7 separate regions of the Mus musculus genome follow, and all the other regions are linked to region 1. Evidence: chromatin loops called from intact Hi-C (ENCODE). Cell type or tissue: gastrocnemius. All regions are shown on one strand.

Region 1 (4,000 bases):
AGAATATACTTATACAACCATACGCTGTGGGGTCAAGGGACAGATGGGTTGTTGGCCCCAGTGGCTGCTTGCAACTGTTAGGGAACTACTGGGTTGTTTTGGTGACAACACAAGGAGACTGCAGAAGGCACCGATCATTTTATGGATGCGATCTTAATCATTGTAGCAGGTGGCTTTTAAGATTAAATACAGAATGCACTGCCATGATCTTAAATATAATAATGCATTCTTTATTTAACATACCCCAGAAAAGGTGGCAAGACTGGCCAGGCATAGTGGTGCACACCAGTGATTCCAGTACTTGGGAAGTGGAAGCCAGGGGAATGAGTTCAAATGCAGCATGAGTTACACAGCAAGCTGAAAGCTAACTAACCCAAGATATACACCAAGAGCCTATCTTAACAAAACTGGGACTCAGCAAGACATTACAAGAGCAGAAAGCAGACTGTTGTCATATACCGCACAGTGGTCAGCTGCCTCCAGTCAGCTGATGAGAACCTCAGGCTAGCTTCCTATCAGGAGGGTTCCCTGCACTCCGTGGACCTGAGTTTGAATCTCAGGGAATATAATATTGAAAGACACAGTTGAACCCATGATAAACTCCTAACATGTATAAGCCATGGTTTCTCCCGTCTCTAAAATCAAAGGTTGTAGCGAGAAGGTCTGAGCTTGTTGGCACAGCTCTTGGAAGCTTGATACAGGGAGATTGCTCCAAGTTTGAAGGCAGCCCGAGATACAGAACAAGGACTATCAGGCCTGTTGGAGCTAATTGATAACCTTTTGTGTTAAAGCAAAAGACCAAAACAAGATAGAAATCTTTGACCATTTCCGAAAAAGGAGATAGTAATTCTCAAATCAAAGCTAACACCACTAGATTCTCAATCAGTCTTGTTTTAACGGGAAGTCCAGGAAAGTCTGCTCCCTTTGTCCTGTACAGTCAGTGTTGAAGACCAGAGGTGCGGCTTAGGACCTGGATCATGGCTCACACAAACCCCTCCAGTGGGGATTCTATGCTCTGAGAGGGGATGCCGTTTATCATACCACCCCCACTAGGATGATAGGTGCCTGGAAGACATAGCACCCCCAGAGTGGCTGGTGAACACTTGGTGGCAGTGAATATCATCTTCTAGAAACTGCATCTGAGACGATACAGGAGGCAGGGCCAGCTTCCACCAGGCCTGCCAAACCCTGCTGCAACAAGGTAATAAAACGCCAGTGGCAAGATCAGCACCTAGATATTGATGAGAACAAGATGTCCCGTGCCTGGGTTCCCAGAACGAGACCCAGCTTTCAGGACTGTGAAGTAGGAACGCACCTACTCTTATTAAACACCTGCCCTCGGCCCATATCCATTTCCCAACGCAGATATTGATGAGAACAAGATGTCCCGTGCCTGGGTTCCCAGAACGAGACCCAGCTTTCAGGACTGTGAAGTAGGAAAGCACCTACTCTTATTAAACACCTGCCCTCGGCCCATATCCATTTCCCAACGCTGGAATGCGGCTTGCATCCATCCGCAAGGAACCTCCCTTCCAACACCAGCCAGCTGTGGTTCTCCGTGGCTGACACTAGAGGGCAGGCCACTAAAACTTTCCTGTCCTAATCGGCCCAGAAGTTCTTGGAGGTGAGGACCACATGGGTCGTTTGTTTTGCTGGACACTGGTTCTTTGTGGAACTCATGCATACCTTGTAAAACTATGTCTCCACCCGCTCTCTGACTTTTAAAGTACATTTACTTTAGCCCTTGTTTCTAGAAGTGGAGATGAAGGACCAGGGTGTCTAGCTCGGTCTAACTGGGAGGGGATGGCTCAACCTTGGGACAAAGGAAGCTGCAGGCCTCCAGAGGGAACCAATTAATTCCGAAAACCAAGAATGTCTTAAAAGCCACACTGTAATAGATTCTGCTGCTATGGCAAGTCTCTCAAAAATAAAATAAAATAATAAAATTAAAGGCTAGGGGAACATTAAGATGGTTTTGGTATCTTTAGAGTTTAGTTTCTGTCCCCTGCTTCCTGGATCCAAACATCTGATAACTGTGCCCCTAGTCATGTTTCCACTCTAAGTCACAACTCAGCCCTGCCTACAGCTACATTTGCTGTACATTAGTCTCCACTTGCTGACAGTGTCTCACAATTACCGTTCCCTGCTCCAGCTTCCTGGCCACAGTAGCCAGAGTTTATGGAGAAGTTCCCAGTCCTTCCTTGGAGGTCTGCACAGATTTCCCAAGAGAAGGAGCAAGCACCAATGTATAAATGGCAAAGCTTGCTGGGGAAGGCCTGCCAGGTCACTGGGCTCCGACCCCCATTGTTCGCCCACTGGCTTCCCAGGGCTCTTCTCCAAGAGAGCCGGAAACAGGCGCGCTGGGAGAGCCACACGCTGCAAAATGATTCCATTCCTGCCCACACAAACACCAGTCCAGAGTGAGCCAAGGCCTTTCCGAAGAAGCAAAAGCTTAGACCAGAGTAACTTCTAAGATGCTCCTGGAGGGGAGTCAGCCTGGGACCTGGGGCAGGAAGCGAACCCACAGAAATGTCAAGGGGGCTATACCCTGGGAAAAGAAACAGGAGTTTTCATCCACTCTCTGATGAGAAGTTCTGGTTTTTACTGTTCTTTTTTATGAATAGTAATTTTTAAGTATATATTACAGAAGCAATCTTTGTGGGAACCAGTAAACAATAGAAATTTTTTTTAAAAATGGTAATTTTCCCCAAAGTCCATGGTCTTTGCAAGGACAAAACTTCTGCTAGTTTTGAGCCTTGTAAACAAAGCACCATTGTAACTATAACCGCTCTGCTGCTGGCCACAGCATGGAGGGAATAACCAGGCCCCACAGCATCAGGTAAAGAGACATCAACAGGGCTTGCCCATCTTCAGTCCCCGACAAGTTTCTTTAAAATCAAAATAGGTCTGCTTTCTGTATCTGCTTTTCTTGAGGCCTTTCTCAAGTCTTAGGACACACTGTCCTGCCTGGTCTTAAAAGTGCTATGTGAAATGGAAGCTTTTCCTTACATTTGTTCTTAAAAAGTATCCTTCAGTAACACTTCACAAGAGAAAGACACTTACGCTGGTATTTTCCAGCAGGTTAACATGACAGTTTCCAGGGGCTGCTGGCAATTACTTTCTTATAAAAGCTGTAACTTTTATCTAGGTCCACTGTGTATTAAATGTTCATAAAGCTTAAGCATATATATGTATATGTGTACGTGTATATGTACACACACACACACACACACCAGAATGGCAGGGTCAGGGTCTGGGATCTGTGTTTTGTAATGTTCCCAAGGCATCTGAAACAAATAGAGGACAGTCCTTGAGACAGAGAACACCTACTTGCTGTGTCTGCCCACGTTTAGCAACTCAGAGGCTTAGCCCCTTACATCCACAAATTTCCCCTCCCTTCCGGGACTGATTGGTGTTTCTAAAAATCAATGTGTAGTCTCATCAGCATCTTAGGAGTTCACCAGTGCAAGTCCTCAAGCTGCATCCTGACCCACCTCCGTAGGAGTTCTGGAAATGATGGTGGTTTCAGGGCCATGGGATTGAACCCTAAGTTTCAAGCACACTGTACATGAGCTGTCCCCCTGGCCCCGGCCCTTTGTGTTTTAAGGAGACATTCCAGAGTGTTTTACAGTAACTTACATCTGAGAAATGATTCAGAAAAAGTAAGACGACGTGATCCCATGTAAGGTAGAACCGAGTTTATTAATGACAGCTTTTATTACAATCACTCTCGAGTGTAAAAAATAAAGGGTGATTAAAATTTAAAACTCGCTTGGGCTTGTGTTTTGGCTTTCACTGGATGTGCCACGGGGTGGGGATCCTGTCTGATTCTGAATCAATTGGCCAGATGCAGTTCACTGGAGAATGAGGTAATAAAGAAGACAGAAGTGCCAATCCGAGAGCACGAGTGTCCATGTTGAAGGACATCACAAGCGACGGCTGTGGTATGGACAGGGGTGAAGTCACGTGACCTCGCATCCACGTATGGAATGACTATCTC
Region 2 (4,000 bases), 450 kb after region 1:
GAAGCCTATGGGCATCCCTGTATTTTATTGTAGAAAGCATGGGCCAAGAGTAAACTGACTGCCAGCAGCGGTTATGGGTGATAGCCTTTGTGCTGAGTGACAGACTGGAAGAATTGGGAGAGTAATGGAGGGAACTACTGGATATGTTAATCCTGTGTGACTAAACAGTGAGCTGTTTAGTTCAATGCCCATTGTTGGGTTTGATGTCTTTTGAGACATTTTTCTTTTAATTTCAGAAAATAAAGCAGTTGGTGTGATGAAGTCGGGTCATGTGTTTACAATTGAGCCAATGATTTGTGAAGGTGAGTATATGTGTTTCAAATACTCTATTTGTGTCTTAGAGTTTAATGGCTGTAAAGAGGCCCCATGACCACAGCAACTGTTATAAGGAAAACATTTAATTGGGGTTGGCTTATAGTTTCAGAGTCTTAGTCCATTATTGTCATGTCAGGGAACATGACAGACATGGTGCTAGAGAAGGAGCGGAGAGTTCCACAATCATTCTGGCAGGCAGCAGGAAGAGAAAGACACTGGGCCTGCGTTGAACATTTGAAACCTCAGAGCCCACCCCTCGTGACACACTTCCTCCAACAAGGCCACACCTACTTCATGTACTACTCCTAGTAGTGCCATTCCCTGGGGACCAATTAGTCAAACACATGAGTCTATAGGGGCCACTCATTTTCAAACCACCAGAGTTTATAACATTTCTTTTTTCCTTTAAATTTTTATGTATCCAATTTTTGCAAGTGCACACATTGGATATAGAGGGTGGAGCATGTGTGGAGGTTGGTTCTCTTTATATCTGGTTACTCATCAGATCAGTAGTAACTGGTTCTGTTTTCTTCCTTTTGCTTCATTCTCCCTATTGCACTCGCTTGGTAATGTGTAGAGAATTGAACATCCTAAGGGTTTCTAACAAGATGACACGTTTTACATGGTGATTCCTAAAGATCTTATCAAATGATGAGTGGTAGTAGGGAGATCCTACGTTAGCCTCTGTTGAAGTTCTTGATTGATGTAGGAGGGTGAAGAGGAGACACACAGTTATATAAGTTAATTCCATTTTGGGGAAGATGTTAGAAGAGGACATCCTTGTAGAGTAATTTGGCCTAGGTCACACAGTGGCTTATGTGGCAACATTTACCAGACTGATGAGCCATCTGGCCCTACAGTCAGCACTCCAGTCTTGTAGTTTGACGCTGCATCCCAAGGAAGCACATCACAGACACTAGTCTCTGGTAGCTAGTCTCATGATCCTCTGATGGCACGGGCTATAATGGTGGGCATTTATCAGATTATAACTGGGAAATACTTGTGCTAGTTCTTCACTGGGTTTAAGCAGGGCAGCATGTCCGGGTTGCTGGCCAGCGTGCCCTGAGCCCTCTGTTGAAGCACGCCCTTTCCAGGTCCTCCAGGTGTGAATAATTAGTGACCAGAGGTCAACCTCACGGTATGTTTCTCAGGAGCCCTCTACTTTGTTTTTGAAATTTGTCTCTCACTGGGACATGAGGTTTGCCAATTAGGCTAGGCTGGCTGCCACCAAGCCCCAGAAGAGGTATCTGTCTGATACCCCAGAGCCTCCTGGCTGCTACCATGGGTGCTGGGTATGCAACTCAGACCCTCGTGCTCTGCCAGGGGCTATCTTCTCATTTTGTTAGCCCTCAAAAACCCTGTTTTTCTTTGCCACGATTTCTTTGGTTATAAGGATTTTATAGTATAATCTGTTGTAGCCTCTAGCTGTATGCCTATTAATTATTTACAATTCAGGAGTGACACGCAACAGCAGTCCGGAAACTCATGTTCACTTTGTAAACTGGGACAGTTGAGTCCGTTATTCTGGAAAGTTGCCAGTTGTACATTTCTGCTCTACAGAAACATTCTACACTTTTGTGGGAGGAGTTTCCATGTGTTTGCTGAAAGGAAGTCTGATACCTTTATTTTAGAAATGCCATCTTGATTTGATAGTGAGATACACATGAGGAAATTCAGACATTACTTCATTAGTGCTGCAGATGGGATGAAGTTGGAAAGGCCTCAGCTAGACAAAAGTGTTAGAGGGTCTTTATGCGCGTTTGACGGCTTAGTTCCTCTGGATCTGTACTTACCTAGCATCTGTTTAGGAATGTGAGTGGCAGAACTAAGTAACTATTTTCGCTTGTTCAGGTGGATGGCAGGATGAGACTTGGCCAGATGGCTGGACTGCAGTGACGAGGGACGGGAAGCGATCTGCTCAGTTTGAGCACACCCTGCTGGTCACGGACACTGGCTGTGAAATTCTCACCCGGAGACTCGATAGCTCTCGGCCTCATTTCATGTCCCAGTTTTAATTTCTCTCAAGATGCCTAACATACGAACACCATCTCGTACTGTGCATTTTATTGAAAGTATGGAAATGAAGTTTTTTTTTTTTAATCACTCGTTTTGTTTTGACTGTGGATAAGAATGGACTACAGCATTTGGTGTGTGTCCTCAAGAGCTTTTGGGTCTGAAAGCTGAGAAGAATAAAGGAAACATTGCTTACTTCCTTCCACCACTGGCCTCACCCCCTCAGTTTTCTGTACTGTGTTTTCTTCTTTGCCCCTTGAGCACTTTGACTTCAACCTGCACTCACTGCTTTGTCACTGCCAGACCAGCCACCAAGGGCCAGCTGCTTCCCAACAGAAGGTTGGAGATGAGAAATCTTGAAACTTTAGCAACATGTTGCTCCAGATTTTTACTATATATTGATATATATGGAAATATATATATGCATACATTTTAAATTCCATATACACGATTACTGAACACTATATGACCTTCGGTCTGGGTTGATTCTGCTTTGACAGGATATCTGCTCTCAGAAACGGATCCATAACTCGTTAGTGAGTGACTCCTAGTTAGGACCTGGTCTCCTCTCACCCCCATGCTGTTCATTTATCTTGTCTGTCTGCAGGGAAGACTCCGCGCAGTGTGGACTGTGTGTCAGTGAGTGAGACGTTGTCAGACTTTAAGGTCTGGTGTGTGCTGCAGGAAGTGGCCGGCAGCTGCGGGGTGGCTTTACAGAGCACTGCTGCTTTAGACCTCTCTTTGGTCAGGTGTGAAGCCCCCTTTTTTCAGACCCTTCTGATGTGAGGCTGCACCTCTGGAGCACTCAAGAGAAGAGGCAGTTGTCCTGTGGCAGAGGATGGGGGAGTTAAAAAATGTCCCCAGGTGTGTGCACAGTCACGGGTGGCTGTGGCTTTACCATTAGTAAACATAACAGAATGAGAAAGGAGCCTGTTGCGGTACTGTAAACACTCAGTATGCTGCTGCTATCCTGTATTGCAAATGCACCTCTCCTCGGTCGAGTTGAGAGTCTCATCAGAAATGACTAGGTTGCCCGGAATCTGTGCTCCTCGGTGGTGGTTCAAACACCAGAGGATAAAGTTGTCACAAGAGTATCCTTGATTGCTGGGTGTCTCATGACTTTTATAGTATAATTTGATACCACTGACACATACTTCAAGACATCTTTCCCAGAGTGCCTCAGACCTTATTGCTTTAAGAGAATGATGATAATGTTTTCATGACTTTATTTTAATGATTTAGTAAAGTGATTGAATCTGGTGTAGACTTCTGGGTGTGTGTGTGTTTAAAGTTTTTATCAAACTGTAATATTTGTGAATGGAATGCCTTGTAATATGAATGTTAATATAATATGTAAAGGGAGATTAAACGTTTGAATGATTATCCCACTTTTTCTAGTTGTATTTGTTGGGATTTCAGAGGGAATCGACGGGAATAAGGCTAATGTCACAGTCTAACCTCATTGCCATTGGAGCACCTTTTCAGGTCTATCATACCAGGATTGCATGGCGTTTAGTCCAGCAAAGTGCCAGCACCATTTGTGATGTAGCTGTATCAGGAGAGCTTTTAAGACCAAGAATGTGGCATATTTAGGGGAACATTTCATATTTTGACAGTAGAATTAGTAATGGAGGTGGGCTGGGTGTTCAGTTTATATCATCAGAAAATGAAG
Region 3 (4,000 bases), 350 kb after region 1:
CGATGATGAAATAGACCTCTGAAACTGTAAGCAAGTCCCATGAAATGCCTTGCCATGGTCATGGAGTTCCTTCACCGTAATAAAACACTTCGACAGACTTCCTTAGAACTTCCACTGCCCCATTACCGCATGGATACCTTTTATGGTGTACTCCATGGATATCAATGGCAACAGAGAAGAGAGAAAGACTGGCACAGAAAACATCTCCTCACATGTGATACCTTTTTACTATATACACGTATACAAATGGGGTCATGAAACAAAACGTACTTTTTATTGTAACTTGTAAGAAAAACTTTGCAAAACAATGCTTTATGCTTTCATCTCTGCAGACAGGCACCGTCTGGTGCATCTCACTACCTGATTCAAAAGGAACAGTAACTCTTAACTGCTGTCAAACAACTGCTCTTCAGATACTTGTCTGAAAGTAACTCCATGTCATTCAAGACCTTAAAAGCCCACTTGAGAAACAATGTAGCAACAATAGTGGAACAGAACTCGGGGAGATGGTGGAATGTGCTGCCTGTGTGTGCAGGACTGCCGCTACCCACCAAGAGCAAACAGGCACTTGAGATGTGGCTGTGCAGGAACTGGCAGAAGTAGCCACCCAGTCAGTGACTCCCATGCTCGACCCCACTGACTCACACATCATCATACTTCACAACCTATCACAGCTTCAGAAAGCAGTACCTGGATCCCAAGGATCCCAAATCATCGGGCAACACCTTAGACAGTCACAGGTGAGGCTGCCAGGGCATTTGTGTCCACAGTAAAAGGCAGATTTATTAGAAGTCACTGACAGACTAATTTTCTAATATTTAGGCAAATTTAAATGGCAAAAAGACAAATGGCACTTAAGTACTGTCTCAAAATGTAGAATGTAAGTAGCCTTTAAAGAATCCGAAGCTAAACTCCATTCTGAGACAGGAGCTATGTATAGTACACATTATGGAAGTATGCAGCCGAGTTAGCTATGTGCTGGAAATGTCCATCTTCTGGCCTCGGCCTCTTCAGTGCTTCTTCACACACATACCAAGTATTTTCTGCACAACTGTTCCCTGAAATTTCCAGCAACATTACACGAATAGTCCACGTAAGTCAAGAAGAGGTATACCACTGCACATGTTCTAAATGCCTGTTTGCCATTTTAGAGTAGCCTACATTTTACTCCCATCACCAGGAGACTCCCATTAAGTACTTGCCAGAACTAAAAATCTTCTTAAAGCCCCATTTTGTCAATTAGAGAATCCCCCCCACCCCGCACCCCAAAAAAAGCAAGCAAGGTCGGTAGTGAACGCATTTAATTCCAATCCTCTGCAATAAGATGGATCTGACTTCCATTACAGCCGGAGATATGAAACGACACCAGGTCTCAAAAGGAACAAACAAGCAGGCACACAGCTGTAATCCCAACATTTGGGAGGCTGAGGCAGGTTTAAAGCCATTCTGGGCTGTGTAGAACCTAAGCTCAAAAGAAAAAGAAAAACCCACAAAAAATACAGGTAATAAGCAAGTTCTCCCATTTGAGTTTTAAGACGGTGTTTTTCGTTTTTTCTACAAGTGATTTTTACATTGATTTAAATATTTATTGCCATCTAGACATTTAGACCATGGAGTCTTAATCTGAGAATACAAAACTGGGTAGGGGTAGTGGTGGTGAACACCTTTAATCCCAGCACTCTGGAGGCAGAGGCAGTTGCTCAGCCTGGTCTACAGAATGAGTTCCAGAACAGCCAAGGCTACAGAGAAAACCTGTCTCAAAATAACAAAATTTATATAATCTGTGTATAGCCCTGGCTGTCCTAGATATAGCTCTGTAGATCAGGCTAGCCTCTGTAGATCAGGCTGTGCCTGTTTCTACCTCCTGAGTGCTGGGATTAAAGGCAGGCACCACTACACCAAGCTCCCCTCTCCCCCAAAGAAAGAAAATCAAAGTACTACCGGGCAGTGTTGGGGGCACAACCTTTAATCCCAGCACTTATTCTGGTGCCCAGCCTAGTCTACAGTGAGTTCCAGGACAGCCTGGGCTTATAGAAAGCCTGTCATGAAAAACAAATGAACATACCATCACATAAACAAGAGCCATGGGGCTGGAGTAATGGCTCTGCAGTAAGCAGAGTCGTTGGTTTTGTGTAAGATCCAGTTGACTCCCAGCACTCACATGGTGGCTCACAACTGTGCTAAGTAATTAACTTCAGTTGCAGGGATTTCATGCCCTCTGCTGACCACCTCAGGCACCACACGATACAAAACATGCATGCATACACATTAAAAAACCAAACCAAACCAAACCCACGACTGGCATGACCACAGCTGGAGGGGAGGGGATGTTACAAAGTGGCATTTGTATGCACTGGCTTTCAGGCATCCTCCCACAGTGGGATTCATTTGGATTCAATGTTTCGAGACAGGGTTTGTGTAGCCTTAGTTGTCCTAGAACTAGCATTATGGACCAGGCTGGCCTCAAGGTATACTCATCAATTTGATGTGTATTTAGAGGGCTGGTGCCAAATGAGAATATCTATCCACTTGCCCCATAATACTCCACACTGAGAATACAAAGCTGGGTGTCATGAGAAACGTGATACACAGAGACCCAACACTACACCTCATCTTCCTGACAGTGCTGGCAATCACACACAGAACATAGTACATGCTTGGCAAGCACTCTCAATGAAGCACATTCCTGGTCCTTGTCTTTTTGATAAAGGGTTTACGTAACCCAGGTTGGCCTTATGGTCATTCCATCTCAGCACTGTGATTACAGATATGTACCCACCATACAGGCCATTTACTAAATTTAACCTTTTAAATGCAACTCCAGCAGCATTCAAGAACGTCTATTTCTGTCAAGTTGAACACTACCATCTATCTTAGATGGTGATTTAGAGCACCAATAAAAACATTCATACTTTAACCCTGTACCTTAGTCTCCATGGTTATTTGTGACTAGCTTTGCTGGCTGTTTATATGCCTAGCTTGTAGCTGAGTCTAACTGGAATTTAGAATCTAATGTACTACAACCTATTTATTACATCTTCAGGGAGTGTGTGATTTATGTGATTAAGAATTATTCACAAGTTCATACTCTGTATCTGACAGAAGCTATGAAATTATTTAAATCTTAATGTATCAAATGGTGATACACCAAATCCCAATTCTCATTCATTTATAAAAGGGAGAAATACCTACATATATTATGAACACGTGACAAGAATAAAACACTGCCTAACTTATTATGTAAGTGCTGTAGTTATTAATTCCTATATAGTATATGCTAAATCTTTCTGTCCAGTTTTTTCATTTTTCCATTATAATTATTCATCCATTACAAATTATTTCAACTTTCTATAACAAAGATACATCCTACTCAAAGTTTTTAACTTTAAAAACTGTATTTTATGATTCTTTTTTCACTTCTAAAGTTGATACTTCTTACAAATGAATGAAAAGGAATATGAGAATTAATCTCTAATAGATACAACTACTAGAATCCCACATGTTGGTAAGAAAGCCTCATCAGCCACCTTCATGCCTGTACACTGTATCAATCAGCTTCAGGGAGCCAACCGGGGTCTCATACAAGACAGCCAGGAATGCAGCCCAACATAGACCATATCATGTTGCAATGTCAAAAGATCTCTCAATGATCCACACAGTAGATGTAGGGTACAGAATGCTGAGATCGTGAGCATCGCTATTTCCAAAGCACTGAACAGGGAGTTATCTGTGACAACAAGAGCAGGCGGTTATACATTCTTGACGTACATAATAAGAGCAATGCTATTAATTCCGTATGTATTTTATAAGGATCTTTATCAAGTTATCAGTGTGAATTCATAACAACCACCACTTAAAGAGCATTTTTCTCTCAGCCAATGGTTTCCACTCTGCTACCCACAGTTCAGCTTACCCTTCGGCGTTAACAGCCACACCTCATCTCACAGGATCTGAACTATACAATTACGTACTGCAGACAAAATGTCTTCATGTTTGCTTT
Region 4 (4,000 bases), 160 kb after region 1:
CAACCAATGCCAACCAACCAACCAACCAACAAACCATTTCCCCTCTTGTCCTAGAGAACTCTTTGTCTGGTTGCTGAACACGTTTGGAAGGTCTCAGAAAAGAATCACAACAAAAGAGTAGGGTCCCAGCCTGATTACAATAGGCACCCGGCACGAGGGAGTGTCACGCAGAGCACGGTTGGGAGCCGGTTTGCAAGCCGCGGCTCACCTGCTCTGCCAGCAAAACAGGTCTTACACACCTTCTCCTTTGCATGTCTCCAAGGGTTCCGAAAACCTGTGTGTCACCCCTTTAAAAGGGGAAGACGCGAGGCACGCGCACACCGAAACATATGTTGACTGATGACTAGTTATTCCACAAGGATACACAGAGAAATAAATCCCTCCACCCTGCACGCCCACTTGGCCAGTCCATTATGCAAAGGGAGCGCTTTACTGCCGGAGAGGAGCATGCAGGACGTGTTATTTACGTGCACATTACAGAGCCACACACCACGGCATCTGCATCCTACACAAAGCCGGAGATGGTGCAAGGAGATACACGCTGAGCACGGCACAGACCAGCCGCGGCAACACCGAGCCAAGCCCTCGGCCAATCAGATCGGCGCTGGAAGGTGGATCTCGGGGTCGGCTCTGCCCGATTAGCCTGCCCCATTATGACACCACGCTCTGCCCAACATCCAGATCCCACGGGAAGCAAATCTAATCCGTGTGCTCCCTCGTTTCTCAAACTGCCGAGCCGTCCTCCCATTTGTACCCCAGCTTTTCGCGCCCCCCCCACCCCCTTAAAAAAAAAAGAAAGAAAGAAAGAAAAGAAAGAAAAAAGCCACCCCGAGGCCTGGCTGCCCCCTGCCCGGCTTGGTTCCTCTTTTCACCTCCTCCGAGTCCTGGAAAGGATGAAGTGTTTCTCTCCCCCGCGCTCGAGCCGGGAAGGCGGAAGGTAGACGCCTCTCGCCGCGACTGGGGCAGGAGCTCCGGGGGCGGCGAAAAGTAAAGCAGCGACCACGGCGGGGGACCGTCGCCCACCCATCCGCCACAGCACTTGGAAACCCAGGAGCGCTCCAACTTACCCAAAATATGACATTGAAGCCAAAAATGAAGTATTTGATGCAACAACTGACTTCAGGACCCTTGTAGTGCTTCCCGGACATCCTCTGGGTTCATGAAGACACTTGCCCCGCCAGCCCGAGTTTGGAGCCCCGGAGCACCCCGGCTCGGAGCAGCCCGGCGAGCAGTGGGGCACGCGGGGCTCAGCCGCGCGGACCGAGCAGCTCCGGCACCTCCAGCCGCGGGCCTCCGAGGCCGCCGGGGCGCGGTGGCCGCAGCCTCCGGGAAGCCTCCTCGAACCGGCACGGAGCACAAAGCGGGAGCTCCGCGTCGGTGCGCCAGGCGGCGGGTCCGGCGCTCGGTCCCCGGGCTCCGGGCAGAGGCGGCCGCGCAGATGCCGGCGGAGACGCTGCCCGCCGCCCGCTCGCGCGCCTCCCACCGCTCGCTCCTCCCGCCGCTCGCTCCGCCCGCCCCGGCCCGCAGCTCCGCCCGGCGCCTGGGTCGGCGAGGCGCGCGCGCGCTCGACTCGTGCTCGGGAGCTCCCGAGAGGCAGCCGCACGACGCAGCCGCGCCACCTCTGTCGCGGTCCGCGTGTCTCTCTGTTTCTTCGCCTCCTTTCTCCCCGACCCTTCTTCCCGAGCCCCTTGCCGCCGAGAGAGACGAGGGAACACCCCGTAGCTCACAGACCTAAAGCAGCCAGGGCAGAGGGACCGGACCCCCGTGGATGAGCTGCGGGTCCTTCTCTTGGCCACCAGCAGCTCCGGAGGGACCCTGAAAAAGAGGGTGGCTTCGGGGAGCGAGGGCTGGGTGAGCGCCCTCCTCCCAACACACACACACACACACACACACACATACACACGGTCCCCTTGCCACCTAATCACACCGACCTCCTCCTGCATTGCTATGAGGAAGAGCAGACACCTTCCTTGCCACCCAACAGCAGAACAGGCGGGCTTCGTTGAGATGTTCAAGAGGGATCTAGGCCATTAAAGAGGAGAGAATGGAGGAGTGGGTATCTCAAAGGATACTCTATCTCTCTGACTAATCCACTCTTCCCAACGGCCAAAGAAACGAATCATCCTGCAAGTGGAGGCGAGCAAGAGAAGCTGGCCCAGAGGCGTCCTGACCCAGGTCCACTTCCACACCACGAAATTTTTCTCACCTTTGATGAAACATTCTCAAAGGAACACACCTGCCTCCTAGCTCAGGAAGCGATGCAGGAGTTACATACAGGACTGTCTCCCTCTGGGAAATCCCAGTTGGGTTTATAGATGCAGGGCACTCCTGACCTCTGGGAGAGGACAGAACTGGAGAGTGGAAACTTTGAGAAGCACGGGTGAGCAGGTACCCGGCAGTTGTCTATGTACACTCTTCAGGCACTTGGCACACGGGCAGGGAAACAGATGCCAGGGTTTTGTGGGATGAGAAGAAAGGGCAGCTTAGAAGTGTGTGGCAACATCTAGGGGAACTGACTTTAGTCTTTAGACATCCATGGTAGAAAAAGATAAGAATTTCCAGAACCAGCCAGTGAGTCTGGGCCCAGAACTTTGCATGTTTAAGAGGCTCTGCAGATGATGCCATCAGGGTGGCGGTGGAGAACTTGAGGTCTCAAAGTCTTCTGCCTAGGATTTTGCTGAGTAACTTCCTCTGCCTTTTGCTCAAAATCTGCAACCTGCAGTCAAGCTCTGATAAGGCAAGAAGTTTCCTTTTTACCTGCAGTAACCTCTTTCTAGATGGACCTGGCTTTCAGGAGGCTATGTTACAATCACAGTTGCGAATCCGGGTACCCAAAAGGCAGGAGGGCCAGGAACACTACTCACTCCATACCATGTCTCTGGCAAGCAGTGGATGAAATCACCCTAGCTCCCTCCACCCAGCCCAAGCAATGGCCCCCATCGGGCTCCTTATTAACAGGAGTGACCTGACAAGCTTTACCTAAGCCTACACGTGCTGCTGTGATGCTTTCTGTATATAAATAGATCCACTGCTGCAGAACACAGGAAAAGTCAGAGCAGAGGTCTCTCTTACACTATATGGCACCTTTCAAAAAAGGACTAGAATTAAATCCAATTGATGGCTTAGCCTTATCCTTAAGTGATACCCAAGTACCCTTGCTCTCACACAGACATGGTTTCTCCTTTCACCACCACTCCCCACCAACGTGACTCATTTGCTGCAATTGATGAACCTTCTCTGACTCATAATTATCACTCAAAGTCCAGAGCTCAACTAGGGTCCACCTTTGGTGCTGCTTATCCGTAGCTTAAATGAACGTCTAATGACATGCATCTCTCATTAGAGCATCATACCATGCATTTTCTCTGTCCTAAAAACCTTCTGGGTTCTGCCTAGACATTTCCCATTCCCCTCCCCCACTCAAGCCACTGATGTTTTATATTTCCATAGTTTTGCCTTTGGGGACATGTCATATAACAGAAATGCCATAGTATGACGTTTTCCTCCTCCTGCACCATAAACCTAAAACATCTCTCAAAATAAAATCTTGAACATCAATAGCCCATGGTGCTGTGTGTCTGTATTGCCAGCACTTGGGAGGTGGGGGCAGGAGTGTCAGGGGTTCAAAGTCATCCTTGGTTACATATTAAATTCTGGACTACAGTGGGAGGCCTGAGATCCTATCTCAGAACAAGAGAAGATCAATGGAGAAGGTGCAATTCAGATCGCTCATCAGCAATTTTGGAGAATGGCTAAAAAACAAAACAAAACAAAAACAAAAACAAAACACTAGTTGAATAGTCCCCTATCACTTCAGATAGCCAGTGTTACTTTTGTGAAGATTAATGCTTTCAGCATATTTTTAAGCAATGCAGAATGTAGAATATTTGTTAAACTTCTTGACAGAAATATTCCTTGATGCTGGGCAGTGGTGACACATGCCTTTGAAGCACGGGGAATCTCTTGAGTTTGAGGCTAGCCATGGCTACACAAAGAATCC
Region 5 (4,000 bases), 260 kb after region 1:
GGAACAATCACAGGTGTAGATGTCAGTGTGAATACGCACCTTAGAGCTGTGGAAATGACCCTGAAGAACAGAGAACCTGAACGGTTGGAAACATTGAGTACTCCAGGCAGTAACATCCAGCTTACCCCTGGATACACACGTTGTCTTCTGATCTCTAATATGTAGGCCATGGCCTGTGCACCACATACATGTACAAATACATAGATGAATATTTAAAACTTAAAGAAAACCAGCTTTGTCAGGGTGACAACATGCCCACAATTCCAGCACTTCGAAGTGGAGGGAGAAGGACCAGCAGTTCAAGGCTAGCCTCAGCTACATGGTGAGATTGAGGTAGGCCTGGGCTACATGGAAAAAAAACAAAATAAAACAAAAAACAAACAAAAACCCAGAAAGAGAGCTTTGTTGATCTATGCTCAGGAATAAGGCATAAACAATGATTTAAATATTTAACACATTACTTCTACAAAAAAAGAAAAGAAAAGGCAAAGAAAATGGAAAGAAAAGCAAAATCTAGTGACTAAGTTGTGGGTGGCAGTAGAGAGTGGCAACTATACCTGCTCCAGGCCGACTTGTTGGAAGAGAATACAGATGCTAAAAGGAAAGGCTCTTTTCTCTACAGCAGACGCGGTGGGCCCTGGAGCTGCACTGGAAAAGTCTGAGCAAGAGAGGGCAGACAGAACCTGTCCCAGCTTTCTTATGACTTCCAAGCAGCCCAGAAGGGGATTTACGGGGGGGGGGGGGGGAGAAGGGAGAGAGAAAGAGAGGGGGGAGAGAAGGACAGAGGAAACACGCCCCACCCCCACTACTCACTCCCATCCCCCCCAAAAAACCCTCAACAGAACCTTTAGTTTAAGATTGCGGCTGAGGCCACCAGGGAAGCAAGACATTGAGCCACACACTAGACCAACACTGGTCAAGGGCCCCAGGCAAAGTGGAGGAAGCAGTTAAGAAGGAGAAATAAACAAATTAACTTGTCAGAGCCATCCAATTAGACAGGCCTAATGAAATAGATCCTTGCATAATAAAGTAGCATTTAGAGGGAGTGGCCATGACCATGTTTGTGATTTTATTCAGACTCCTGCTCAAAGATGCGACAAAGGTGATCACAGGCTAGCACAATACACACAACAGTGTCATGTTGGAATCATGTTGGAATATCCAACACATTACAGTAATCCTAAATATGTATTGTGCTGTTTTAAACCAGTGGTTCCAGGTACTCAAGTCCCTTTCAGGGTTCCCCCCCCATTAATAATATTAAACGCATTTTTGCCTGTTTTAGTTCCATGGTTTTGCATATAGAGTTCTCCAAAGGCAGCAAGTCTCTTAATGCCATCGTTGTTCCAAGAGCTGGTGAGAGCTACACTTACATATGTGTGTGTACATACATACCTACATGTATATATGTGTGTATTTGTAAGTATACATATATGCATATATATGTAAGTATACATATGTATGTATGTATGTATGCATGATACATGTAGATGTATGTAAACAGTCCAGTGGGGGCTGAAGCGAGAGCTCAGCAGTTAACAGTGTATGCTTTCAGTCTCTTTCAGAGGACTGAAGTGCAATTTCCAGCACCAGCATCAGAAGGCTCACAACTAGCTGTAACTCTAATTCCAAGGGATCTGTCTCCCTCTTCTGGCCTCTGTAGGCACTGCACTCACATGCACACCCCAAGCTCAGGCACCCATGTGCACACAATTTTTAAAACTTAAAAACATTCAAATGTTAGTTATAATATGCAAGTATTGAGAGACTTTATCCCATGAACAAAGCCTTTGGAGTCCTCAATAATTTAATAGCTTAAAGGAGCCTTAAAACCAAAAATTCTGAGAACTCAGGCCTGGGAAAACCTAAGTGAAATTGTACTACTTACTACACTCAGTAATAAACTTAGCATTGGAGTGCAGAGGACTTCATTTTTGTGAAAACGTTTAACGTAATTGGGTTAAGTTTACTTGAAAATTTAAAATTCAGTCATATTCAAATATGATTTTGAAAGTTATCAATCATGTGTTATAATTTATAAGTATCTAAGAAGAAAACAACTTTCCAACTATAAAATAACCCAGTTTTTAGATATTTAGTAATGCAGTATTAAAATTAAGGTATGTGCAACTTAGGTATATTTTGAGTAGAATATTTAAATTTTAATCCAGAAGTATTTACTAACAATCAGCCATAATGAGGTTTAAAACATATTCCTTACAAGCTGAGGAATTGCTATCTATAGAAATAAGCATGAAATGAAGACAAAAATTGTATGAAATAAATAGATAATTATTTACTAATTATATTTTTACTTCATTACTCTTTTTCTGTTTTTCTTTTGTGTATGAATGCATTGTCTCTGCTTATGTCTATACAACATGTGCATTCCTGGTGCCAAGGAGTCCAGAAGAGAGCATTAAATCCCCAGAACTGGAGCCTAGGACAGTTGTGAGCCACCATGTGGGTGCTGGGAACCGAACCCAGATCCCATGCAAGAGCAGCAAGTGCTTAGCCATCTCCTCAGACCCATTTTATCACTCCTATAAAAACGACTAACCCACCATTAGAATTGCTATAAATGTACAGTAATAAATTACACAGTTGCTTTTTGAAGTTTTATATACATATAAAACCCACAGCCCGACCTCAGGTTTCCAGTGTCATCAGAGTAAAGGTGGACTTTGTACATGATCTACCTGTGAGGAGTAACTAGACATTCCTTCTAAAACACAAGATGAGGGCTCCGTAGCACGTGCTTGCCTGGGCCTTGGAAGATAGGGCGGCCCATACACACTCAGAGTTTCACATAATGATCTTCTAAAACAATTTTCATATTTCTACACGGCATGTAGGTTAATTGAACCATAGGGAGAATCAGCCTTAATCATCCATCTGCTTAGGCTGGGCTTGGGCTCTGTCCCAGGCTGGGATGCATCAGAACCTGCAATGTCTCATAGACATGAAGTAAACAAGATGGGGGTCTGAAATACCCTGGAGGGGTGAGTGCATACAAGATCGGGGTTGGTTTTGTTATGTTTTTTAGCATAAACTAATAAGTTAATATATAGACTTTTTTATTTTATGTGCATGTTTTGTCTACATGTATGTCTCTGTACCAGGCACACGCGTGGTGCCCATATGGACTAGAAAGGACATACAGATGTTGGATCCTATGGAGCTGGAATTACAGACTGTTATTAACTCACCGTGTGAATGCTAGGACTTGAGTGTAGGCCTTAGTGAAGAGCACCCCATGTTCTTTACCAATGAGCCATCTCTCAAGCCCTTATATATCCACTTTAAAAATAAGGAAATTATAAAGAATAACATACCTTTAGGTCATCTACAGTCCACTGTCCAGCATGAGCTACCTTAAGATGCAGGGGACATATCTTTCTGGTTTGTTTTGTTGTGTTTGAACATGCACACATGCCCAGTTACATACCCTTCTAAGCTGGGATGGCAGCATAGATTCTGTTATACTCCGTGTTTCTGTTATCCTGTGACACCTTTGCACTTGAAGTGAAATCGGAGATACTTGCCTGAAGTGAAACATTACTCCAATTCCACAGCTGTTGGTGCTTACTGAGTGCCTCCTCTGTGATGAACATTAGACAGTTGCTAATACTCACACATTTTCAAGGTCTTGGTGTACTTATCTGATTATTTTCTTAGCGGTAAAACAATGATACAAAATATAGAAGACTTCTGATGCCTTTGGCAAACTCCCTAACAGTGGTTGTTACTTCGCGAGGCCCTGATTTCGCCATCTCTGAAGACCTCTTGCCCGCACAACACGCTTCTGCTCCTTCTCTTTGCTTTCATCTTTGCCAGTTTCCCTGGCTACTGTGTTAGCTCATAATTATTTAATTTGTATTTCTCTAATTACCAGTGAAATAAAATATATTTTATTATGCCTGCTGGCTACTTTTACTTTTTTAATGAACTGGGTTTTTTTTTTAATATAGTGAGGCTCTTCACCTGTTTTCAAATTGAG
Region 6 (4,000 bases), 400 kb after region 1:
ATGGCACAAAAATTAATTCCCTAAGACACACACACACACACACACACAGAGCAACTAATGCAAACTGCTATAGGTAGTTTCCAACATGCAACAAGTTTCCAACGTCATAAACAAATGACCATTAGTCATAGGAAAATGGGCAAAGAAATGAAATACTCAAAAGTAAATAGACGAAGGCATTGGGTTGGCGAGATGGCTTCAAGGGGAAAGGTGCTTGCTGCCAATCCTTAGGACCTGAGTTTGATCCCTGGGACCCACTTGGCAGAAGGAAAGAACCAAGTCTTGAAAGTTGCCCGTCGACCTCCTTTTGGACACTGTGGTACCACAATGCACACATACTGAAAATAGATAAATGAATGTAATTTTAAAAACTAGAACAAGACATGGAGAGAAAAGGAAAGTAAGAAGGGGAGGGGAGAAATTACACAGTCTTAAACACTGTGAAGGACTGAACCCCATTCATTAAAAATACAAAAGCTAAAATGACATTATAGTTCATGAAATTACTGACGTGCAAAGAGGTTGACAAGTAACTGTTTGACAGAGAATGGAGGCAGGGAGTGTGCTGATGGGTATGGTATCTGTCCAGGATGTTTCACAGTCTCTGAGAATTATATGCATACAGAAACTTTTATCTAACAACTCTTCTTATGGAATCTATTCAACAGACCCATGTACAAGATGACACGTGTATATCGAACCATTCTACCTGTTAAAAATGTTCCCATCCTTTCTCTCATTCTTTCGTTTTTGTTGTTTGCTTGGTTTTTGACACAGAGTTTCTCTGTGTAGGCCTGGCTGTCCTGGAACTTGCTCTGTAGAACAGGCTGGTCTTGAATCTGACAATCCCCCTACCTCTGCCCGACAAGTGCTGGAATTAAAAGCATGAGCCTAGGCTAGGCACTGGTGATGCACGCCTTTAACCCTAGCACTTGAGAGGCAGAGGCAGGTGGATTTCTGAGCATGAGGCCAGCCTGGTCTACAGAGTGAGTTCCAGGACAGCCAGGGCTATACAAAAAAACCCTGTCTCCAAAAACCAAAAACCAAAACCAAACAAACAAACAAACAAACAAACAAAACAAAACAAAACAAAAACCAAGCAAATACCCCAAAACTAAAAACCCCAAAATAAAAACCAACCAACCAACCAACTAAACAAACAAACAAACAAACAAAAACAGGTACAGCTTTCGGCTGGTGAGATGGCTCAGCAGGTAAGAGCACTGACTGCTCTTCTGAAGGTTCAAATCCCAGCAACCACATAGTGGCTCACAACCACCTGTAATGAGTTCTGACGCCCTCTTCTGGTGCATCTGAAGTCAGCTACACTGTACTTATGAAAAATAATAAATAAATCTTTGGGCTGGAGTAGTCAGGGACTGAGTGAGGGGCCAACCGGGAGTGAGTGGGAGTGGGCCTAACCAGAGCGAGCAGAGGTCATAAAATTCAATTCCCAACAACCACATGAAGGCTCACAACCATCTGTACAGCTACAGTGTACTCACTTACATAAAATAAATAAATAAATAAATCTTTAAAAAAAAAAGCCTAAGCCACCAATGTCCAGCTTAAAATATGCTTTCTTAAGCACATTGAAGACTCCAAAGTACTGGTCATAAATTATTCTTTATCTACAAAACAGAATTATTTGTAGTCAATACAAAATGAGATAGCCCTCAGCTGGCAAGATGGTTCCATGTGTAAAGCCAATCTCTATCAACCCTGACGACTTGACCTGATCCTCAGGACCCATCTGGTGGAAGGAGAGAAATGACTCTCACGAGCTGCTTGTCTGTCCTCTACATACTAAATAAATACATAATAAAGATGTAAAATAAATAGAGATTGTAAAGAAGACAGCTGACAGTGTTTGGTGTTATTTCTTATAAATATTATGCAAAAAAGCATTATAACCTAAAATGTGTACAGTATATTTGAGTATATGTATATATTGGATGCATGCGCTTGCACAAGCGTGCGCAGACACACACACACACACACACACACACACACACACATGCACACACACACACACACACACGCACACACACAAAGCTGTTAGTGCACATTGCTGAAGATACATGCAAGAACCTCAGTTCAGCGTGTAAAGCGCACACATTCCTTGTGTCTCCCACCTTAAATGCTGCATTTCTCCACCCCCACTACCACCCCCCACTCCCACCCCCACTCCATGCTCTTCATCCCAAAGCTTGTGTACGCTGGCCGGAACAGTTAAGTACTTACACCCATAGACAACTGCTAGTAGATGCTCTTACTCTAACCTTGGAATGAGGGATTCTTCCCGGTGGCCCTCTAGTGGACATCCACTTAAGGCTACTTCATTCTTAAATTCTCACTAGAAGGAAGATTAGCAAAAGTACCAGGCTAGCAAGTTTCAACCTGGGGTGGGTTTTGCTTTTGTTTGATTTTTTTTGTCCTCTCTAGAGAGCAATCGACCATAGGTGGAGATTCCGTCAGCTGTTAGCACTCAGGGGAAGGCTGTGCCTGGCATCTGCTGAATGGACTGTGGAGATGCTATTAAACACCCTACTAGGTACAGTTCAGTCCCTACATTCAAATGCCAACAGTCTGTTGGTCATTGGGGGAGCAGCTCCCGCTGGATCATCATCCACTAGGGTGACTTTGACTGGCACAAGGTCAGTTTTCTATGCCCACAGTATCACTGACACTTCCTGCCCTGTGTATGAGAGAGAGAGAGAGAGAGAGAGAGAGAGAGAGAGAGAGAGAGAGACTCTGTGTGTGTGTTTACACACTCGTGTGGGCGTGCATGCTAAAGTCAGTGTGATCAGTGCTTTCCTTAGCTGCTCTCCACTTCTCCACTTTATTTTTGGAGACAGTGTCTCAATAAACCGGGATCTCACAGACTGGGCTAGACTGCCTAGCCAGGAAACACCAGGGATCCCCCTTCCTTTGCCTTCCCAGTGCAGGGATTCTAAGTGTGTACTGCTCCATTGACTTTGTAATGTGGAAGACTGCATTTTTTACTTTATTATTATTATTATTATTATTATTATTATTATTTGGTTCTTTGGGACAGGGTTTCTCTGTGTAGTCTTGGCTGTCCTAGAACTTACTCTCTAAGACCAGACTGGCCTTGAACACACAGAGATGTACCTGCCTCTGTCTCCCAAGTGCTGGGATTAAAGGTATGCACCACTACTACCTGGAATCAGATTCATTTTCTATGCTCAGAATCCAGAACCTGAATATTTACCACTAATTTATCTGTCTTAAAACTTGAAAAGATGACCAGTAACCTGTGGGGCTTTTTGTTACCCATCTCAATTTAATTACCTGAATCCAGGGCCATGAGGGATCCTAAAGAGGTCTCAGTCACGGTATAAGAATAAGGTATCTGGCAGATAGAGGGTGGACAGTACTTGAGTGTCACACTGAAGTAGAACATCTTTTGTATGTCTGTATCTGAGCCCCGAGGCTCCCATCCTCTGTATTCATGCTATCAATACTAAGAAAAGAACCAAGCTCACTTCCGAGTTCCCAATGAAGACAAATATCTGTGTTAGAGCCTGACCCTTCCCCGACTGTAGCTGATGCAGATCATTCCAGACATTACCAGCTCTAGCCACTGTGCTCTCTTGCTGCTGTGAGTTCCCGATGCCATCCTATACTGTTCTGGCAACTCAGCTACTCTCTATAGCTGCTGTGCAGAGAACTGGCTTCTGTCCATTGTCTTTCTTAGCTCTGGCCATTCATAGTTTCTGACGACTCTTGACTTTCATTGTCCTGAAGCTTCTGATCACTGCCTTTTCTCTGGCTTTGTCCTGTTCGCTTTGTGAACTCTACTCAGCGAGCTGCTGCCTTTCTTTGTGTTACCTACTCAGCTTTCTAAGAGTGAATAGTGATGTGGTTGTTTCACTATGGCCACCTCTGCTAGACAGAGATATTACCCCAAATCATACGCTTGTCCAAAAAACTAAGTTGTGGCTAGGGTTGGGGCTTTCAGGAATCTCACAAGGGG
Region 7 (4,000 bases), 270 kb after region 1:
ACTGGTGAGCTTCCATCACTGTGATAAAATACCTGATGCTATCTACTTTTCAAAAATGGAATAGAAGCTGGAGAGGTGGTGCAGTGCTTATGAGCACTGGCTGGTCTTCCAGGGAGCGAAAGTTTGGTTCCCAGCATATGCAACTACTTGGTCTCACTGCTTCTGGTATATGATGAAGCATTAACATGGCAGGGTGCAAAGTGGAAGAAACTGTCCTCATGTCAAGTAGGAGGCAAAGAGAGAGAAGAAAATGGGCATGAGTTACGGGATGCCCTCCAAGGGCACTAGAAAGGATCTAACTTCCCCTCACTGTTAAAGGTTACCCAGTCTCCCAGTGGTGCTCCAGGCTGGCAGCCAGATCTTCAACACAGGAGCCTTTGGCAGGATGTTTCAGATATAAACTCAAGAATGTAGGTTCAGAAAAACCTTTCCTACTGATCCAAAGAAAACTTCAGACTCGGAGTTTTGGGGGCTGCAGTTGACAATGAGTCACCTGAAATGACTGCGGGAGGTTAACTTTTCACTTCCTAAAAACTGGACATTAACAGAAAGTACATGTTATTTTTCCACTGAGCTCAAGGAAGGAAAAAGCCTGTTTTGCCAAAAGATACTAGGATTTTTATAAGGTAATAAGAATTGTATGATTCATATTCCCTTTATGTCTGTGTTTTCAGAAGGCTGAGGCAGTGTGGTAATTAGTTAGAGGCTGCATCGTGTTTAAGATCCTAATCCGAGACAATCACCTTCTGACGTATGCTGTATGTGTAACATTTTCACGGACCGTTCATCTGCTCCATGTGTGGATATGTTCTCTGTCTTCTTAGGTCCGTGTAGAATGAAGTAGTGTGAATGTAAAAAGCATTTCATTGTTGGGTAGGTGGGTGGATAGATGGATTTAGGAAGCACAAGATTGTATTATTAATTTCTCCTGAGAAATATAACCACAGAGTAGACTGAGAAGTTTTTTCATATGCTCAGTACCTTTGCTTGACATATGAAATCATACTTAGGGGGAAAAAAAAGAAAAATCATCCCAGGGACTGAAGAGATGGCTTAGTGGTCTAGAACATGCAGTGCAGTCGCTGATGACCCAAGTGCAATTCCCAGCTCCCATGTGGGCATCCCACAGCCCCTGTAACTCAGCCGCAGGGCATCTGACTTCCTTTACCGGCCTATAGAGATACACACACATTGTGGCACACACTCACACAGAAATGCTCATAGACATACATATTCATAAAAGTGAAAAATAATATTCTAATGTCATTGTATCACTGCCCCTACACCTTTAGAAGTTCCACATTCTCTTTGAACTCATGTGGACATTCCTTAGCTGGGTGTCTACTCCAACGGAACTAGTTAGACTCCAATTGGACACTCTAACTCATGTGTCCTTTGTGCCCAATGTTAGCTGTTTGTCTCAGCCCAACTGAAAAGCCATTAGTTCTCTGAGTACAGCCCACCTTCCCAAATTCATCATTTAAAAATACAGTTTCCTATGTGCTTCCCCCACCATAGAGTGCTTTTGATGCCTCTATGAAGTAATTCGGTCCCTCTTAGAAGTAAATCTGGCAGTAACAGTAGATACACATGTTAACTTACTTAGCCCTATGTAACTTAAGTGTTAGTGACTCCATCTTACAGATGAGAAAAACAAGTTCAAACAGGCAAATAACTTTTCCAAAGGTAAACAACTCGTGAGAGATGGAGCTGAGATAAAACCCAGCCAACTTGGCCCCAGCATCCTGCTGTAGCTGGCCAGCATGTGTAAAGGATTTCCTGGCTCTCGGCCCTTAGGATGGAGTACAAGCATCTCACTCTCTGCATCCTCCGATAATGATGCCTGTCTCCCTTATCCTGTTGAATAGGAGTTGATACATCTCTAGCTGCTTATGCAGTAGGTAAGATCTCCAGACTGGATGCCGGCTCAGCCACTTATCACACATGTAGCTTTAGATAAGATACTTAACTTCTTAGAGTCCTAAGACCCTCAACCAGAGTACCTTCGTCAGTGATCTATCGCTGTGAGAAGTCATCACAGCCACGGCAAATCTTATAAAGGAAAACGTTTATGTGGGGCTGGTTTACAGTTTCGGAGGCCTTGTCTGTTATCATCCTGGCAGAAAACATGGTGGCGAGCAGGCTGACATGGTGCTGGAGGAGGAGGTGAGAGTGAGATCTACAGGCAGCAGGGGAAAAGAGAGAGGAAGAGAGAAGGAGAGAGAGAGGGAGAGGGGAGAGAGAGAGGGAGGGAGGGAGAGGAGGAGAAGAGGAGAGGAGGAGGAGAGGAGAGGAGGGGAGAGGAGAGGAGAGGAGAGGAGAGGAGAGGAGAGGAGAAAGACTGAACCTGGCCTGAGTTTCTGAAACATCCAGCCCACTTCCAGTGACACTTTTCCTCCAACAAGGCTACTGATAACCATGGTGGTTTGAGTAGGAATGGCTCCCATGGACTCCCATATCTGAATGCTTGGTCAGTGGGGAGTGGCGCTACTTGAGAGGGATTAGGAGGCGTGGTCTTGTTTGCAGCACTAGAATACTGATTAAGACATGGAGACTGTGAATCTGTAATAAAAGCTAGATAATTGCTTTCTGATGGCTTTTTTCTTTTTTAAACTCTAACAAGCTTCATATATCCAAGTCACTCCTGCAGTCAACAGGGGCTTTGGAACTAAACTTTGGTTTATGATATATAGCAGAAATTATATCACCCACCACCAGGCTTGGTCCTTAAATCTTCCCATAATAGCCTCTGCATGACCTCTCCTTTTCCACATTCTTTCTGGGTACAAGAAAATACTCTATAGCTCTAGAAGGTGAAAGAACTATTAGACAGGAGTTAGGGTCCTGGGTGTCAAGGGATTGCCTATTCCATGTCCATCCTCGTTAGACTGAAATGTGATTATGAAATAAGGCTTACTGCATTCAGCTGCTGAGAACTGGAGGTTGTAAGTTAGTCTTACTGGGCCAAAACACTGTCATCGTTAGGTCCTCTATAACCCCAGAATCAATATTCTGCTTTTTAAAACTTTTTATTATGTATTTACCTATCTTGGTGAGGGAAGGTTGGGTGTATACATGCCACAGCTCATGTGTGGTGGTCAGAGCATAACTTAGGAGAGTTGCTTCTCTCCTTCCAGCGTGTAGGTCCTGGGAGTTAAGTTCAGGCTGGCAGCCTTGGTGTCAAGCCCCTTTACCCGCTGAGCCATCTTTCCGGCCCAGTGTGATGTTTGTCTATCAGCCCACAATTCTGCTGGATATGACTCCTCCTTCAAACCTTCTCTTGGTCCTTGAGCCCTTTGGGTTTTCGCTTACTCTCAGAACACAGAGAAAACCATGCGAGGGGTCTATCCCAACCTTCGGTTGCCGTGGGCAGCATGGTGAAAGCCCCGCCCACTCTCCTGTTCCCTCCTTTGAAGGGAAGAGACTCTCTCTTCCTAGTCCCTTCGTTTGTTCACAGCCATAATCAATAACTGTCCTTTTCTATCTTCAACCCCATCTCTCCCAAAGCTTCGGAATCATCAGTTTAACATGCCCTAACCACGCCCATCTTAAACGTAATCAAGGTAACCACTTCTCTGGACCCCACTGTGGCCTCCACTTCACAACTATAATTTTCCCTTTGTCATTCAAGATTTTGAAGGGTGTTCTGCAGGCTCCTGGCTACTTCATCTTCTGCGTAGGTTGATCTAGCCTCCACCCATGTCACTCCTTCCGATCCTCTACTACATTCCAAAGCCCACTTCAGTCATCAGCTGTCTAAAGTTTCTCTCACATAGCTCATTCCCTTTTTCTTCTAGAACGCGCCTCTTTTGGGAGTCTCCTTGGTGGGTTTGTCCCTCCTGTTCCCAGATCTTCTTCTACCTACCCCAAACACTCAGTTACCATCTCTGTCCTCACGGATGTCACCTGAACACTTGAGTCCTCCGTGCCTGTCCACTGCCAGACAGATTCAGGCTTCAAGCCATCTACTCCAGAGCCCCAAAAGAAATCTCAAAGTCAA

The links. Hi-C counts contacts between places; a loop is a spot of excess contacts. Peaks named below come from ENCODE experiments on the same cell type or tissue, not always from the same donor. Only the 100,000 strongest peaks of a DNase experiment are listed, where the experiment ranks them.
Region 2: a loop joins it to region 1, with 5 times the contacts of the local background. A loop is called at or near these places in 9 of 42 quality-filtered maps.
Region 3: it touches region 1 in a loop (2.8-fold over the local background); 8 of 42 quality-filtered maps call a loop at or near these places.
Region 4: it touches region 1 in a loop (3-fold over the local background); 16 of 42 quality-filtered maps call a loop at or near these places.
Region 5: a loop joins it to region 1, with 4 times the contacts of the local background. A loop is called at or near these places in 35 of 42 quality-filtered maps.
Region 6: a loop joins it to region 1, with 9 times the contacts of the local background. A loop is called at or near these places in 8 of 42 quality-filtered maps.
Region 7: it touches region 1 in a loop (2.7-fold over the local background); 37 of 42 quality-filtered maps call a loop at or near these places.

Annotation. Positions count from the first base shown.
Region 1 is chr3:138,904,110-138,908,109 of GRCm38, reverse strand. Tspan5 (tetraspanin 5) reads right to left here. Exons shown (of 8, transcript NM_019571.5): 8 at 3,677-4,000. Among named protein-coding and RNA genes, the nearest start is that of Tspan5, 160 kb to the right of the region's middle. In gastrocnemius, a CTCF peak has its summit at 1,559 (motif pointing right); DNase peaks (open chromatin) are centred at 1,212, 1,560 and 2,297; H3K4me3 peaks cover 775 bases; H3K27ac peaks cover 1,347 bases.
Region 2 is chr3:138,458,667-138,462,666 of GRCm38, reverse strand. Metap1 (methionyl aminopeptidase 1) reads left to right here. Exons shown (of 11, transcript NM_175224.4): 10 at 237-302; 11 at 2,167-3,707. The coding sequence ends at 2,330. Among named protein-coding and RNA genes, the nearest start is that of Adh5, 18 kb to the right of the region's middle. In gastrocnemius, a CTCF peak has its summit at 2,254; a DNase peak (open chromatin) is centred at 2,224.
Region 3 is chr3:138,556,981-138,560,980 of GRCm38, reverse strand. It overlaps Eif4e (eukaryotic translation initiation factor 4E), which reads right to left. Exons shown (of 8, transcript NM_007917.4): 8 at 1,285-4,000. Among named protein-coding and RNA genes, the nearest start is that of Mir1956, 33 kb to the right of the region's middle. In gastrocnemius, a CTCF peak has its summit at 2,212 (motif pointing left); a DNase peak (open chromatin) is centred at 2,233.
Region 4 is chr3:138,739,728-138,743,727 of GRCm38, reverse strand. Tspan5 (tetraspanin 5) reads right to left here and starts at 1,520. Exons shown (of 8, transcript NM_019571.5): 1 at 1,068-1,520. The coding sequence starts at 1,148. In gastrocnemius, no CTCF peak of the experiment used is centred here; DNase peaks (open chromatin) are centred at 592, 919, 1,534, 2,368 and 1 more place; H3K4me3 peaks cover 2,293 bases; H3K27ac peaks cover 1,828 bases.
Region 5 is chr3:138,639,876-138,643,875 of GRCm38, reverse strand. No RefSeq gene overlaps it. Among named protein-coding and RNA genes, the nearest start is that of 4930425O10Rik, 85 kb to the left of the region's middle. In gastrocnemius, a CTCF peak has its summit at 1,650 (motif pointing left); a DNase peak (open chromatin) is centred at 1,626.
Region 6 is chr3:138,505,219-138,509,218 of GRCm38, reverse strand. No RefSeq gene overlaps it. Among named protein-coding and RNA genes, the nearest start is that of Metap1, 18 kb to the right of the region's middle. In gastrocnemius, a CTCF peak has its summit at 2,338 (motif pointing left); a DNase peak (open chromatin) is centred at 2,319.
Region 7 is chr3:138,632,551-138,636,550 of GRCm38, reverse strand. No RefSeq gene overlaps it. Among named protein-coding and RNA genes, the nearest start is that of 4930425O10Rik, 92 kb to the left of the region's middle. In gastrocnemius, no CTCF peak of the experiment used is centred here; no DNase peak of the experiment used is centred here.